2 separate regions of the Homo sapiens genome follow, and region 1 is linked to region 2. Evidence: read pairs that join two places in POLR2A ChIA-PET (ENCODE). Cell type or tissue: PC-3. All regions are shown on one strand. Links, peaks and the distances in the headings refer to the core of each region. The heading gives the core; the rest is flanking DNA.

What was found. ChIA-PET counts read pairs that join two places held together with the same protein. Peaks named below come from ENCODE experiments on the same cell type or tissue, not always from the same donor. Only the 100,000 strongest peaks of a DNase experiment are listed, where the experiment ranks them.
Region 1: POLR2A ChIA-PET joins it to region 2 with 7 read pairs; 2 of 35 experiments call an interaction of 5 or more read pairs at or near these places.

Annotation. Positions count from the first base shown.
Region 1 is chr12:91,240,797-91,246,189 of GRCh38, forward strand. No RefSeq gene overlaps it. Among named protein-coding and RNA genes, the nearest start is that of DCN, 61 kb to the left of the region's middle. In PC-3, for the core only: a CTCF peak has its summit at 2,593; no DNase peak of the experiment used is centred there; H3K27me3 peaks cover 1,032 bases.
Region 2 is chr12:91,096,873-91,102,265 of GRCh38, forward strand. No RefSeq gene overlaps it. Among named protein-coding and RNA genes, the nearest start is that of LUM, 12 kb to the right of the region's middle. In PC-3, for the core only: no CTCF peak of the experiment used is centred there; a DNase peak (open chromatin) is centred at 2,239.

The sequences.
Region 1 (5,393 bases), core at 172-5,171, 140 kb after region 2:
TTTTTTTTCTAAACAAAATGAGTTTAGAGCTTAACATTATAGCACGTAAAACATAAGCTACATGATTTGGGCACCACTGATCCAGACCATATGTTCTACTCAGCTTAAATGTGATATGGGCTGCTGTTTCCATTGTGCTGTGCCTTGAGAAACATCAGGTTTCCATTCCAATTTCCTTATATATTTTCCAGTGCTTACAAGTACAAAGAATAATTGCTTTGGAATTTTTTCTGAAGCTCTCCCGTTTGCTTTCCTATCTTCAAGATATCTCTAAATTCATCCCTTCCTGATACAGGAGCATATATCTTGTTTTATAGTGCATCAGAGAAGATTCCTTTACTTCCTAGAACATTACAAGGTTGAATATTTCTTTATGCAGTTCAATACAGCGTGGAATATCATAATGCAGGGATTAGTAAACTTTTTCTGTAAAAAAATATTTTAGGCTTTGTTACCTCATATAGTCTCTGGTGGGACTAGTCAACTATTTGAATGTCATGCAAGTTTCACATGTCATCAAACATTATTTTTTAATTTTTTATACCTCTAAGTGGTTAAATATATTACAATCATTCTTAGCTCATGGGTCATACAACAAAAGCCTAAGACTATATATTTTCTTGAGTCGTAGTTTGCCAACCTCTGATCTGGTGCATTGGTTAGAAACCGAAAGACTGAAATTAGCCATTCTTGATTAGAACGAAAATTCCACCATTTATTGTACAGCCTTAGGCAAAAAGCAAAAAAAAAAAAAAAACAAACAAAAAAAAAACTCTTGAGCCTTAATGTATCCTTTTTTAAAGGCACGACAATGCCTATTTAATAATGTTAAGAGTTAAATAAATTTAAGTTCTTAACATGTACTCATTGAAGTCACTTTATTGTTGTGCTAAAATGTTTTCAGGTAGAGAAGTAAATCTGTGTCACCTTGTTTCTTTCTCTGTGTAAACAGACAATAGCCAATTCCTACCTTTGGTTAACAACTTTCAACAAAACTTGAAGCTTCTTCCTGTCATTCTCTTTTCTGCCTCAAACCATGCTGATTCTTCTAGCTTTCACTTAAAGAGATGTTTTTCTCCAACTCTTTAATAATAATCTGAGATTCTTTCAAACCCTCTGAAATGTTTCATATTCCTCTGAAATTATGGTGCCAAGAACAGACTGAGTTTTATGACAAAGTCTGCAGCCATGTATTCAAAGTTTTTGCATAACCACATGAAACATTCCCAGAGTAAGCATCTCTGATTAATATTTTCTGAAAATATGAGTATCATACCTAACAATTTCTCTTTTCCGGGGGTAAGGTGCTTTGCATATTATTAAATATTCATCTCGCTATTTATGATTGTAGTGGTATTTACTGTTTTATTTAATTCAAAGTCCTGTTGATGTTTTACAGGCTATACTGTTTGATTTCGTATTTCTTCAATGACTTACCTCAGCCATAATCTTAAGAACTGCCCTTTAGATGGGGTGGCAAGATGGCCAAATAGGAACAGCTCAGGTCTGCAGCTACCAGCGAGATCAACGCAGAAGGTGGGTGATTTCTGCATTTCCAATTGAGGTACTCAGCTTATCTCACTGGGACTGGTTAGACAGTGGGTGCAGCCCATGGAGGGTATGCCGAAGCAGGGTGGGGCATCACCTCACCCAGGAAGTGCAAGGGGTTGTGGAACTCCCTCCGCTAGCCAAGGGAAGCCGTGAGGGACCATGCCCTGAGGAATGGTGCATTCCAGCCCAGATACTATGCTTTTGTTCTCAACCTGCAGCAGGAGATTCCCTCAGGTGCCTACACCACCCGGGCCCTGGGTTTCAAGTACAAAACTAGGCGGCCATTTGGGCAGACACCGAGCTAGCTGCAGGAGTTTTTTTTTCATACCCCAGTGGTGCCTGGAACTACAGCGAGACAGAACCCTTCACTCCTCTGGAAAGGGGGCTGAAGCCAGGGAGCCAAGTGTTCTAGCTCAGCGTATCACACCCCCATGGAGCCCAGCAAACTAAAATCCACTGGCTTGAAATTCTTGCTCCCAGGAGAGCAGTCTGAAGTCAACCTGGGATGCCAAGCTTGGTGACGGGAGGGGTGTGAGCCATTACTGAGGCTGGAGTAGACGGTTTTCCCCTCACAATGTAAACAAACCGGCTGCGAAGTTCAAATTGGGTGGAGCCCACCTCTGCAAAGCGGCTGTAGCCAGACTGCCTCTCTAGATTCCTCCTCTCTGGGCAGGGTATCTCTGAAAGAAAGGCAGCAGCCCCAGTCAGGGACTTAGAGATAAAACTCCCATCTCCCTGGGACAGAGCACCTGGGGGAAGGGGCAACTGTGGGCGCAGCTTCAGCAGACTTAAATGTTCCTGTCTTCAGCCTCTGAAGAGAGCAGCAGATCTCCTAGCACAGTGCTCGAGCTCTGCTAAGGGACAGACTGCCTCCTCAAGTGGGTCCCTGACCCCTGTGCCTCCTGACTGGGAGACACCTCCAAGCAGAGGTCGACAGACACCTCATACAGGAGAGTTCCGGCTGGCATCTGGTGGGTGCCCCTCTGGGATGAAGCTTTCAGGGGAAGGAAGAGGCAGCAATCTTTGCTCTTCTGCAGCCTCTGCTGGTGATACTTGGACAAACAGGGTCTGAAGTGGACCTTCAGTAAACTCCAGCAGACCTGCACCAGAGGGGCGGCCTGACTGTTAGGAGGAAAACTAACAAACAAAAAGGAATATCGTCAACATCAACAAAAAGGATGTCCACACAAAAACCCCATCCGAAGATCACCAACATCAAAGACCAAAGGTAGATAAATCCACCAAGATGATGAAAAACCAGTGCAAAAAGGCTGAAAATTCCAAAAACCAGAACGCTTCTTCTCCAAAGGATCACAGCTCATCTCCAGTAAGAGAACCAAACTGGACAGAGAAAGAGTTTGATGAATTGACAGAAGTAGGCTTCAGAAGGTGGGTAATAACAAACTCCTCTGAGCTAAAGGAGCATGTTCTAACCCAATGCAAGGAAGCTAAGAGCCTTGAAAAAAGGTTAGAGGAATTACTAACTAGAATATTCAGTTTAAAGAAAAACATAATGACTTGATGGAGCTGAAAAGCACAGCACAAGAACTTCAGGAGGCATACACAAGTGTCAATAGCCGAATCAATCACGGGGAAAAAAGGATATCACAGATTGAAGATCAACTTAATGAAATAAAGCAAGAAGAAAAGATTAGAGGAAAAATAATAAAAAGGGACAAACAAAGCCTTCAAGAAATATGGGACAATGTGGAAAGACCAAACCTATGTTTGATTGGTGTACCTGAAAGTGATGGGGTGAATGGAATCAAACTGGAAAACACTCTCTTCAGGATATTATCCAGGAGATCTTCCCCAACCTAGCAAGACAGGCCAACGTTCACATTTGGGAAATACAGAGAACACCACTAAGATACTACCAGAGAAGAGCAACCCCAAGACACATAATCATCAGATGCACTAAGGTTGAAGTGAAGGAAAAAATGTTAAGGGCAGCCAGAGAGAAAGGTCGGGTTATCCAAAAAGGGAAGGCCATCAGACTAACAGCGGATCTCTCAGCAGAAACTCTACAAGCCAGAAGAGAGAGGGGGCCAATGTTCAATATTATTAAAAAAAAAATTTAATCCAGAATTTTATAACCAGCCAAACTAAGCTTCATAAGCAAAGGAGAAATACAAATTTTTACAGAAAAGCAAATGCTGAGAGGTTTTGTCACCACCAGACCTGCCTTACAAGAGCTCCTGAAGGAAGCACTAAATATGGAAAGGAAAAACCAGCACCAGCCACTGCAAAAACATACCAAATTGTAAAGAACATTGACACTATGAAGAAACTGCAACAACCAACAGGCAAAATAACCAGCTAGCATCACGACAGGACCAAATTCACAAATAATGATATTAACCTTAAATGTAAATGGGCTAAATGCCCAAATTAAAAGACACAGACTGGCAAATTGGATGAAGAGTCAAGACTCATTGGTGTGCTGTATTCAGGAGACCCATATCACATGCAAAGGCACACATAGGTTCAAAATAAAGGGATGGAGGAATATTTACCAAGCAAATGGAAAGCAAAAAAGTGCAGGGGTTGCAAAAAAAGAAATCAAAGACCTAAATAAATGATGAGAGCTACTATGTTAATGAACTGTGATTCAAGATATGAACAATCTTCTAATTGATCTATATGTTTAATGCAATTTCCAGCAAGATTTGTATAGACATAATCAAGCTTATTCTAAAGTTTATATGGAAACACACAGATTCAAGAATAGTTAAAACAATCTTGACAAAAAATACAATGGAAGGAATTACTCTACCTTGGAACCAACCCAAATGCCCATCAGTGTTAGACTGGATAAAGAAAATGTGGCACATATACACCATGGAATACTGTGCAGCCATAAAAAGGATGAGTTCATGTCCTTTGCAGGGGCATGGATGAAGCTGGAAACTATCATTCTCAGCAAACTAACACAGGAACAGAAAACCAAACACCGCATATTCTCACTCATAAGTAGGAGCTGAACAATGAGAACACATGGACAAAGGGAGGGGAACATTACACACCGGGCCCTGTTGGGGTTTGGAGGGTAGGGGAGAGACAACATTAGGATAAATACCTAATGTAGATGATGGGTTGATGGGTGTAGCAAACCACCATGGCACACGTATACCTATATAACAAATCTGCATGTTCTACACATGTATCTCAGAACTTAAAGTATAATTTTAAAAACATTTTGCAAATAAAAAACAACTGCCATTTTACTTGTTTCTTTTGATTTTTAATTATAAACATTTATAATTTATAAATTATCACTTGTAAGGATACCTCTGATTGTACTTTTATAACAATATCTACCTTCCTCTACCTGTCCCCCCATTCATAACACCTGGGCATCTACTAATCTGTTCTTTGTCTCTACCATTTTGTCAATTCAAGAATGTTATATCAATGAAATCATATATTTCAGCATTGGCTTTTTTTACAGAGCACAATTTCCTTGAGATTTATCTGAGTTGCTTTGTATCAATAATATAGTTTGTGTCTTTATTGCTGAGTAATGTTTCATGGTACGGTTGTATCAAGCTTGTTTATTCAACAGTTGAAGAACATTTGGATTGCTTCCAGTTTTTTTGCTATTATTAACAAAACTACTGTGAACATTCATATACATATTATTGTGAGCATTACTCTTCATTTCTCTAGAATATACACCCAAGGATTCAATTGCTGGGTCACGAAGTAACTATATATATTTAGTTTTATAAGCAAATGCTAAACTGCTCCCCAGAATGGCTGTACCATCTCACATTCCCAGCAACAATGTATGAGTGAGCTAATTTGTATGTCTCCTGACCAGCATTTGGTGTTGTAACTAT
Region 2 (5,393 bases), core at 132-5,131:
CACACTTAAGCCATAGTACTATCCAAAAAAAATTCAACACAATACATATGAAAATTACAATAACATTTTTTACAGAAATAGGAAATAATTTCTAAAATTTGCATAGAACTAATCAAGATCCCAAATATCCAAGGCAATGTTGAGCAAAAAGTTAGAGGTCTCACACTATTTGACTTTAAATCTACAGCAACCAAAAGAAAATGGTATTGGCATAAAAATATACACATAGGGCAAGGAAGCTGAATAGAGAGCCCCAAAGTAAATCCATGATATTATGGTCAGTTAAGTTTCAACAAAGTTGCCATGAACACAAAATGGGGAAAGAAGACTCTTCTTAATAGTGTTGAGAAAACTGAATATTCACATATAGAAGAATGAGATTGGATCCTTAGTTCATACCATACAAAAAATCAACTCAGAATGGATTGAAGATTTAAACATAAGACCTGAAATTATAAATCTACTGGAAGCACACACAGGATTGAAAAGCTCCTTGACATTAGTCTCAGCGAATATTTTTAGGATATGAACTTAAAAGCACTGGCAATAAAAGCAAAAACAGGCAATAGATATTACATCAAATTAAAAACCTTCAGCCCAGCAAAGGTAACAATCAATAGTGTGAAGAGACAACCTATGAAATGGGAGAAAAGATGTCCAAGCCATACATCTTATAAGGAGTTATCCAAAATATAACGTACAATACAATAGCAAGGAAACACATAACCCAATTAAAACATGGGCAAAGAATCTGAATAGACATTTCCAAAACAAAGACATACAAATGACCGGCAGGTATATTAAAAAATGATTAACATCACTAATCATCAGAGGATTGCAAAGTAAAACCACAATGAGATATTGCCTCGTGTCTGTTACAATGGCTATTATCGAAAAGTTGAAAGATAAGTGTTTGCAAAGATGTGGAGAAAAGGGAACCCTTACACACTGTTGGTGAGAATGTAAGTTACCACGGCCATGACAGAGAACAGTAAGAGGCTTCCCAAAAAATTAAAAGTAGAACTAACCTATGATCCAGCAATGGCACTTCTGGGTATATACCAAAGTAATTGAAATTAGTATTTCACAGAGTTATCTGCACTCCCCTGTTCATTGCAGCATTATTCAAAATAGCCAAGATATGGAATCAATGTAAGGGTTCCTTCATGTATAAATGGATACAAATGTGGTGTATATACAGATGGTCCTCAACTTAGAATAGTTCGGTTTATGATTTTTTGACTTTATGATGGTGCAAAAGTGATAACACATTCAGTAGAAACCATATTTCGAGTATACAATCACACAATTGTAACCTTCAGTACATTATTCAATAAATTACATGAGATATTCAATACTTTGTTATAAAATAGGCTTTATGTTAGAAGATTTTTGTCTAACTGTAGCTAATGTGAGTGCTTTGAGCATATTTAAGATAAGTTGTGCTAGATATGATGTTCCATAGGTTAGGTGTATTCAATGTGTTTTTGACATATATTTTCAACTCATGACAGGTTAACTGGGACATAACACCATCATAAGTCAAGGAACATCTGCATATACAGTAGATTACCATTTAACCATAAAAAAAGGAAGTCCTATTTTTGGAATAACAGACAAAAGTGGAGAACATTCTGCTAAGTGAAATAAACCAAGCACAAAAAGAAATGTACTGCATGATGTCACTTATATGTGGAATCTAAAACAAGTCAAACTCATAGAAGCAGAAAGAGTAGAATGGTGGCTACCAGGAGCTGAGGGTGAGGGCTGGGTAGATGGGAAAATGTTGGTTAAAGGGTACAAAGTTTCAATTAGACAGGATAAATAAGCATGGGAGATTTATGGTGTATGGTAACTGCAGTTAATAATAGTGTATTGTACATTTGAAAGTTGCTAATAAAAGCAGATCTTAAATGTTCTCACAATAGAAAATTATAGGAATGTGAGGTAATGTGCTTGTTAATTAGCTTTAACCATTTCACAGTGGATACACATATCAAAGCATCATGTTGTCCACTGTAAAGATATACAATTTTTATTTGTCAAGTACACTTTAATGAAAAAATATATTTAATAGATAGATGTTTGTAGATAATTCCATGGATTAAAGTAAATTGCAATGTTTTGTGTAATGTTAAAGGGAGTAAAGCAGAAGCAATTGTGCTGGAGCTCACCAGGAGAGGCCCGCCTCATGACTGACCTTTGTAACTTGTTCCTTCCAACCACAGCTTCATTCCATTAATGCTACTCAGCAACCACGTCTGGAAAACTTACTTCCAGGCCCTGTGTTTTGTCAGGGCTAAGATGAGGAAATTTACAAACACACATGTAAACACATCTAAGCCCCCCTTAATGCCACGGGGGGTTACTAAGTTATAATATACACTCTGAGAACAGAGATCTGGTCTCAAATGAGAGTTACAACACTTCAAATCATGTCTGATCCTACACCCAGGTTTTTTTCCATGCCTAAGTAGAAATGTACCTTATAACTATTATTTGAGCTAAAATAATCCTTAAAGAACATTCCTTGAATTATCTAATGTATTGTAACATTTAAATTAATGTCCAAATATATGTTATAATGACAGTTAGGTCTGCTCCCCACAAGTCTTTCCTTATCACCCAAAAAAATCACCACTCCCTCCATTTCTTCATAGTCCTTCAGGTCATTTATTTCTTCATAGCGCTTATCACTACTGTCATCATGTCATAGACTGTGTGTTTATCTGCTGATTGAATCCCCTATAAATGTCAACTTTGTTAGGATAAAGATTTGCCGGTCTTGTTCACTACAGTGTCTCCAGCACCTAAGCCATTTCTGGAGTATAGTAGAAGCTTTATTTTTTAAAAAGTTAAATGAATTAATGGAAAAGGTACAGATGGATGAACAATGAATGAAGGGAGTTGTTAAAAAAACTTTGATAAATGATTTTTATTTTTTAACAGATGTTTGTTTTATAATAAAGGATATTAATTCTACTTGAGAAAGTTCAGAGGAGGTATTCTGCTGAAGGGTTAGAGTAGCTTAAGACGAGTCTTAAAAGATGTTTATGTGTTTCCAAGTGAAAGGGGCATGAGGGGATTCCAGGAAGAAAGGCGTTTTCATAGACACCAGAGCAAATGCAGCTGCAAATTAGTAAGTATGGTTGAAACAGTTCAAGCAACTTAATGTAGTGCATGATGAAGTCTGACAAAACCTGGTAAGAGATAAGTCTAGAGAAGTAACTAAGGACTAAATTGCAAAGGACCTTTGAAAACTGCAAAGGACCTTTGGTGTCCTGGAATGCCTTTTGTGCTGCTCTGAGGAGCCTGGATCACATCCTGAAAGCAATGGTACATCACTGAACAGTTTTAAACAGATAAATAATATGGGACCAGGTTTATATGTCAGAAAACTTGCTCTAATAACGCACTTGATGATTAAGTTAGGCAAAACATGAGGATTTTCAGAAATCTAAGTGAAAATTCAGGAAGTCTTGAAATAAAGACTTGGCAGTGAGGCTAGAGAGGGGCTTATTTGAAATACAATCCATAGGGTAAAGTTACTACTAAGGCTCTTGAATATTTTTAGAACATACATTTTAAAAAATAGAACATCAGGTGCATTGTAAGGGGACAAGACACAAATATAGATGGTACTCTTTGGGCCAATCCAAATTTTAAAGCTACTAGAAGAAGTGACATTTTAGGGCTATCAAAGTGAGATTAGGATGAATGCGTGAGACCTCACTTATTTATGTTGCTGACATTTCTATTTTTTTTTTCATGTGTTGTATTGCAATTTGTTATATCTTATCTGGAAACAAAATCTATTGAATATGTGTGTAAAAACAATATAATTTGCTAGACATTTTTAATGCATTTTGATTCATTTCATATATTTCAAAAAAACAAGACTTTTTTTTATAACATTGCCATTTTTATATATATTTTTACTTCTGGTAGTAAAATTACTTTGCAGTTCCCTTTAAATAAAATGAGAACTTCCTTTTACTTGTGAGTGAATGTTAAGTATTTATGATGGTTTTAAAATCCAACCAAAGAAAAGTCTAAGGCTATCATTATGATAAAATTACAACTATAGAAAAACCGGAACCCAAACTTAAAAGATCACAAGGAAAAAAAAAACTCTTAGTCTTTTTGAAAACCAACCTTTTAAACTCTTCAGGATTTCTAAAAACATAGCTATTACCGGTTGGAGAACTTTTAACTGAGAAATCAACATTCCTCTTGCTCATTTAGTGGTCTATTATTCATCTGTATTTTTTGTACTTATTAGGGCATGATAATTCCTCACAAACCTCAAAGCCTGAGTACATTATAGCTCTCCTTCACCATAAAGGCACCAGTTAACCCTAATTTTTGTCTTGAGAACAAAAAGGAACTTTCCTTATTTTTCCATTTTCTCCCCACAGTAAGGGATTACAGTTAAGGTTCTAATGCATCAGTCTTGGGAAAGAAAGAATTTATATGCATTATTGCTTTAATCCACTCATGGAGGACTTTATCCGCTTTATCCAAAAGGAGATAAAATCAAGATCACTATTGTTAGTGAGACAGTTGAGAGAATCTCTTGCCTTAAATTCAACCTGCTGTTGACATTCCCCATGGGTACCTTCTTAAAAATTTCATCAAAGTGAACCCTTAGCCATTTCTCTTGATAGAATACCAGTTGGACAACTCTGAAGGGAAAAGGAACTTAGGTGGGTAAGAAGTGTTATAAAGCCACTCTCAAGCAAGTTTCATGGCAGAAGTGTCTCATGCTATCTTAATGAAAGATGTATCTGCATTCCTTGCTTATGGATGAAGAAGTAGAGGGCTAGAGAGCTTAAATTAGTTAGAATATAGAAAAAAAAAATATTTATTCTCATAGATAGATAGATACATAGATAGATAGATAGATGATAGATAGATATGCTGTGAAAAGCAGGCTACTTTCTATTCTGCCTCCCTAGAAAAGAGTACTTTTCTGCTTTTTAATTATTTGTGATTTCAGTAACTTAATCATAGTATCACACTAAGTCGGTGTTTTGAAAAATATGCAACACTGAGCACCGGTATAAGAATCACCCGTGGATGCGCTTTAAAAATGCAAAATCCTATGTTGCACAATTCATTACGTCTGTATATCTGGGGCATGTCTGGTAACCTGGATGTAGAAATACACCCTTACAGGCTGGTTATATACTTACCATTTTGAAAAACACTACCCTAAATAGGGTGAGGATGGAGAGATGAGGAGAAAGCTGATAAAAGTTTCACCAGATTTTCTTCCCTCAGCACCTCACTAGGGCTGCCCAGTGAGTGAAGGAGTAAGTGGGAATCTTCTCTTCTCCAGCTTTGCCCTGAAAAGATGAAGTCTTCCCTCTAAAAAGAGGAGTTGTTCCTAA